Regions from separate parts of the Homo sapiens genome. Here region 2 is linked to region 1. The links are chromatin loops, found by intact Hi-C in ENCODE. Cell type or tissue: heart left ventricle. All regions are shown on one strand. Each heading gives the region's core, and the rest is flanking DNA. Links, peaks and the distances in the headings are about the cores only. Region 1 overlaps PTPRO (protein tyrosine phosphatase receptor type O). Region 2 overlaps LOC105369673 (a long non-coding RNA gene).

The links. Peaks named below come from ENCODE experiments on the same cell type or tissue, not always from the same donor. Only the 100,000 strongest peaks of a DNase experiment are listed, where the experiment ranks them.
Region 2: it touches region 1 in a loop (4-fold over the local background); 8 of 110 quality-filtered maps call a loop at or near these places.

What each region holds. Positions count from the first base shown.
Region 1 is chr12:15,501,285-15,504,222 of GRCh38, reverse strand. PTPRO (protein tyrosine phosphatase receptor type O) reads right to left here. Exons shown (of 27, transcript NM_030667.3): 5 at 2,160-2,603; 6 at 154-315. Among named protein-coding and RNA genes, the nearest start is that of PTPRO, 180 kb to the right of the region's middle. In heart left ventricle, for the core only: no CTCF peak of the experiment used is centred there; no DNase peak of the experiment used is centred there; H3K27me3 peaks cover 76 bases.
Region 2 is chr12:15,285,862-15,288,799 of GRCh38, reverse strand. The region is part of intron 2 of LOC105369673 (a long non-coding RNA gene); the gene reads left to right. Among named protein-coding and RNA genes, the nearest start is that of PTPRO, 35 kb to the left of the region's middle. In heart left ventricle, for the core only: no CTCF peak of the experiment used is centred there; no DNase peak of the experiment used is centred there.

The sequences.
Region 1 (2,938 bases), core at 338-2,837:
ATCCAAAGCTTGTGGATCTCAGCCTCTCCTGATCTTGAAGACTTCTCATCATCCCTAAGGTTTGTGAATAATTGACATCTGAGCATCATTAATCCCACCAGTTCCATTGTTCTAGCTCCCCAGTAAGTGTAAAATGATCTCTTTGTTACTTACTGATATAAAAGCTGAGTGATTTTGCTGACTGACTTTTTCGAGTTTCACAAGATCCTGAGGAACTAAAGGTTGTCACAGATAACTTATATTTCCCAGGTTCCTTCAGTTCTGCAACAAATTCATGTGCTTCTTCATCCACCATCAAATATTCAGTAAAGTTCTCTAAATCATATATAAAAAAGAGAAGATACATGAATAGACACCTGGAAAGGCCCTGGGTATAGACAAGTCGATTAATGAAAAAAAATTAGGTGTTTTAAATGTTCCCTCCTTTTGTCAAGTTCAATTACACCTCTAAACTAAAGGTACCATTAAAGAATAATAAATAAGAGTTCAGTATTTTTACAGTCTTCCAAATAACAAAACTCAAATACGGCATTCAAATCAATAAAACTAGGGATGGGTCTACACTGTGTATCTTTATGTACTCCTACCCAACAAAATTATGTGTACAAAATAGAAGTAGATAATCAGGAAAAGTTAACAATTGTTGGCTTTCTCATCACGAGGTAAGGGCTAAAAAATAACCAGGATCAAATATCTTGTAAGTTCTTTGTGGTAGTATTAACCATCCAGAAGTGCTTTAACATTTATTTAAAATACATCTAATTTTTAAGGTATATTTTCTGATGTACCCCTGAACTTAAAGTAAAATTAAAAAAATAATAATCATGGTAATATTTTTCCTTTATCCATTTGCTTTCAGATCTTCTTAAAGAAAGAATTATTTCACATTGCTTCACAGTCCATCCATCCTCTGCTGCTTATTACTTCATTTGAAGTCATTATCATCAGTTGGTGACTACAACAGCCTTCAAAAGAAGACACTGAGTCAGATAAATGCATAATAGAACCTTCATGAGAAGAGGCAGTAAAAAATTTTTGTAATGACAAGATCCTATTTGCCGTAGGAACATATTTAGGAACAGAAAAATAAATGATAGATTAAGGAAACTTTAAAAAAAATAGGAAATTCCAGGAAAATGACTTTTGACTCAAATAATTAAGAATTTTCATTTTATGTAATATTTGGGTATGGTTGAATGCTGTATCATCTTGTATAGAAGAATCCACAGATTTTGTATCTCATGCTATTAAGTAAAATAGGAGTAAACAATATGTCAGTATATGAGACTACATGGGCCTTAAACTCTCACCCTAAAAATAAGGCTATCACTGTAACTTCAAATTTTTACAAATTATAACCTCTGCCACTCAAACTACTAGATCAGAAAATGGAAAATGAAGTATATTACTGTAAAAACTAAACAAACAACAAATAACCATAAAAATCTACCAAACAACAATTGAGATAGGTATCATGACCCAAACTTGTTGAAAGTCATGGCTCTACTTTCCTAAGTTAGTGGCTAAAATATAAAGAATGAACCTCAGATGCTGAGTTAGTCAATGCAAAATATAATATAGTAGCTATATGGAAATGTCAGCAGCTGTGTATTTTCCATTTTACTATCAGCTTCTCTTTGGAAAACTGTGGTGCTTTTTCTAGAGGGGCGCACCCTAAAGGGAACAAGAGCGGCTGGTTAGCAGGACACATGCCTCATATTCTTGAGGAAGTAGTAATGTTTTCATAAGTATTACTTTGCTGCCATGTTTAAAAATTTGCATATGAGAAAACAGAAAATTTCTCTAGGTTATGTTGTAACATTCTGGGATAGTTAGATCTTTAATTCAAAATATTTCCAAATATGATGTTTTCCTCATTGTTCTGAGACATGAGAAATAGTGGGCAGTCAAATGTATACAGTTGGCAGTACTTACAACTTGTGAATCACCCAAACCTTCTGATTCTTATCCAGTCTATTCATTTGGGTTTTCTGCTCTCAGTCTGCATTGGATACTCAATTAAATTCTCCCCTTTCATTACCATTATTCTTTGACTAATAACTGTCTATGATCAGTCTTTCTAAACTCAAATTTAAAAACATTTCAATTCCCCTTCCTTTGTATCAGTTCTTATTTCCTCTGATTTCCTACTGCTTTACCTTCTCGTTCAATATGGATATGGAACCCATCAAAAGCAGTGGGTGGTTTGGGTGGTAACCAGGTCAATATCATTTGCACAGGGAAAAAGGAGAAAGAGCCTGATGTTGACTTCTCTGTCTCACTGAGTGTACTGTTATTTTCGTATTCCATGGGAAGTACGCTGACAAATTCATCTTCACTTTCAGGAGCTGCAGATGCACTGTCCCACCAATATGGCTGAGACGTAGTTTCATAGTCACTGCTATTAAAATCAGGCCAACCGGAAGAAATGTTGCCCGAGGGAATTTCAGGGGTTTCTTCTGTAAAATGGAAGAGTTTTTCTTTTCCTATTGTATCTTGTGATCTCATGAAGGATTCTTCTGGGAAATTGCCACTCTGTTCTTCCCAGTTGTTTTTGTTCAAGTTTACGATACGAACGGAAATATTTTGAGGTGGATAAGGGGCTGTAAGAGAGAGAATTTTCATTTTCAAGTATTTTTTAATTCAATTAGAGTGAATACTTAATCTCTTAATGAGTCAGGTACACAAGCAGATTTTTAAAAGTGGAATTTAATTTTACTTCTGATACACAGACAAATTTACATCAAGATAAGCTGTGTTTTTTTCCATATACATACTTCTAACATTTTGTGGATGATGTATACCTATCAACATACCACTAGTCACACTTCAAATATATTAACTTACAATATTATGCTTGTTGAAGTGGTAATTCAACCACTTCTAAAAGCAGAGTATATAAATATTTTTCAGTTTATCGTAATTCCACTTACAAAAA
Region 2 (2,938 bases), core at 198-2,697, 220 kb after region 1:
AAGTATGGATTAACGTTCTGTTTTTAAAAAATAGGAACATTTTTTCAGCATTATTTTCTGAAAAAAAAACTTTGTCCAATAAATTGCTTTTGCACTTTTGTGAAAAATAAGTTGTCCTTATATGCATGAGTTTATTTCTGAACTTTGTACAGGTCCCACAAATCTATTTGTCAATTTTGAGGTTAATAATATGCTATCTTGATTACTGCAGCTTTACAAGTTTTGAAAACTGGTAGTACTAGTCCTCCAACTTTGTTCTTTTTAAAGGTTGCTTTGCTGTTCTAAGTCTCCCCCATTTTCCTATGAACTTGAGAATCAGCTTGTTAATTTCTATAAAAGCCTGCTGCAGTTTGATTGAGACTGCCTTGAATCTGTAAATTAACTTGGGAAAGGATTGAAATCTTGACAATATTGACTCTTCCAATACATAAACACTGTTAAGAATTTAAAAAATAATTTTTGGATTTTTTTGCACCTATGCTCCTGAAGGATATTGTAATATAGTTTATTTTCTTGTAATGTCATTGTGTGGTTATGGTATCAGAGTAACTTTGTTATAGCACAATTTGCGATGAAGTTCCATTTATATTCTGAAGGAGTTTGTATAGAATTGGTATTATATCTTTCTTAAATGTTTGCATGAATCTACCAGTGAAGCCATCCAGGCCTATAATTTTCTTATTTGGAAGCCTTGTAATTAAAATTCTAATCTCTTTTATAGGTATAGGTCTATGCAAGGTATCTATTTTTCCTTGAATGAACTTATTATTATTTTAATTTCTCTTTTATTTCTGATATGATAATTTGTGTCTTCTTCTTTTTCCTGATCGGTTTGGCTAGATGTTTATAAATATTGTTGATCTTCAGAATAAACCAACTTTAGGTTTTATTGATTTTACCTATTGTTTTTCCATTTAAAAAATTGATTTCTGCTCAAGCCTTTATTATTTCTTTTCTTTTGCTTTGGGTTTAATTTGATCTTTTAGTTTCTTAAAGCAGGAGCTGAGTTCATTTATTTGGTTTTTGTTCTTTTTAAATATAGGTGTTTAGTGCTATAAAGTTTTCCCTTGTTATTGGTTGAGATCAAGATTTCTCGATAGAGGTACTATTGACATTTTGGGGCTAGATACTGCTTTATTATGGGGAGCTATCCTGTGCATTGTAGGAGGTTTAGCAGAATCTCTGATTCCTTCCTACTAGATGCCAGTAGCATCTCTCCTCTTCCCCACCATTATGACAATCAAAATGTCTATAGACATTACTAAATGTCCCCTGAAAGCAAGTGGGCAAAATTACCCAAGCCGAGAATCACTGATTTAGGTGCATCTCATGAATGTTGGTATATTGTGTTTTCATTTATGTTTAGCTCAAAATACTTTATAATTTCTGCCTTTGATTTTTTTCTTGATCCATGGGCTTATTTACAAACATTTGAGTACTTTTCCAGAGATCTTCCTGTTCTGTTATTAGTTTTTTTATTTAAGTCATTGTGCCCAGAGAAAGTATTTTTTCTGACCTAAATCTTTTTAACTTTATCAAAGGTTAGGCCCAAAATATGGTCTATTGTAGTAAATATTCCTTGTGCACTTGAAAATAAAGTGTATTCTGTTGCTGTTAGGTGGAATATCATATAGACGTCAAATAGGTCAAGTTGGTTGGTAGTGTTATTCAAGTCTTCTATATACTTATGTTGTCTATAGTTCTAGTAGCTATTGAGAAAGTGGTGTTGACGTCTCAAACAATAATTATAGATATGTCTATTTCTCCTAACAATTTTATCAATCTTTTTTCATGTATACAAAGCTCTGTTATTAGGGATACAAAAACTTAGGATTGTTATGTTCTCTGGGTAGATTGAGCTTTTTACAATTGTGAAATGACTCTATCCATGTTAATATTTGCTCTGAAACATATTCTGCCTGATACTAGCATAGCCATGCCCATCTCTTTGGATTAGTGTACGCATGGTATATCTTTTCCTATCCTTTTACTTTTAACCTACTCTGTCTTTATTTTTGAAGTGTTTCTCACAGAAAACATACAGATAGGTTTTGCTTTTTTTTTTATCAAACCTGTCAATCTTCACATTTTAATGGGTATTTACATAAATCCAATTTAATAAGATTATTAATATGGTTGGGTTTAAATGTATGATCTTATTTTATCTTTGGTTTATCTGTTCTTTGTTTCCATTTTATCCCTTTCTTATCTTCCTTTGGATAAATCATAAATTTCTATAATTTGAGTTTATCTACTTTTTGACTTATTAGCTATAATTCTTTTTGTATTACTTTACTGGTTGGTTTAAGGTTTATAGTATACATCTTTATCTTATCACAGTCCTTTTTTCTGATAACATCATACTACTTCATGTATAGTATAAGAAACTTATAGTAGCAGTATACTTTCATTTTTCTTTTCCCATCCTTGTGTTACATATTTTATTTGTACATATTTTATTACCAGTACATTGTAATTATTTTTGTTTAAATAGTCTATTACTCTTTAAGGACATGTAAATAATAAGGAAACAATCTTATAGATTTCCCTGCATAGGTACCATTTCCAGTGCTCTTCGTATCTTTGTGTAGACCCACATTTCCATCTGCTGTAATTTTAATTCTTCCTAAAGGACTTTCTTGAATATTTATTAAAGTTTAAGTAGTTGTAGATAAATTCTTTAAATTTTTATGTGTTAAAAAGTCTTTATTTTGTCTTCATTTTCAAATATATTTTATCTGGGTATAAAATTTGGCTGGTAGTATTTTTCTTTCAGTACTTTAAAGATTTCACTCCATTTATTTCTCACTTAATTGTTTCTAATGAGAAATCTACCATTATGCTGATTCTTGTTGTTTTGTACCTAACATGTCTCACTTCTCAGGCTGCTTTTAGAATTTTCTATTTATCATTGGTTTTGAGCAGTTTGCACATGATG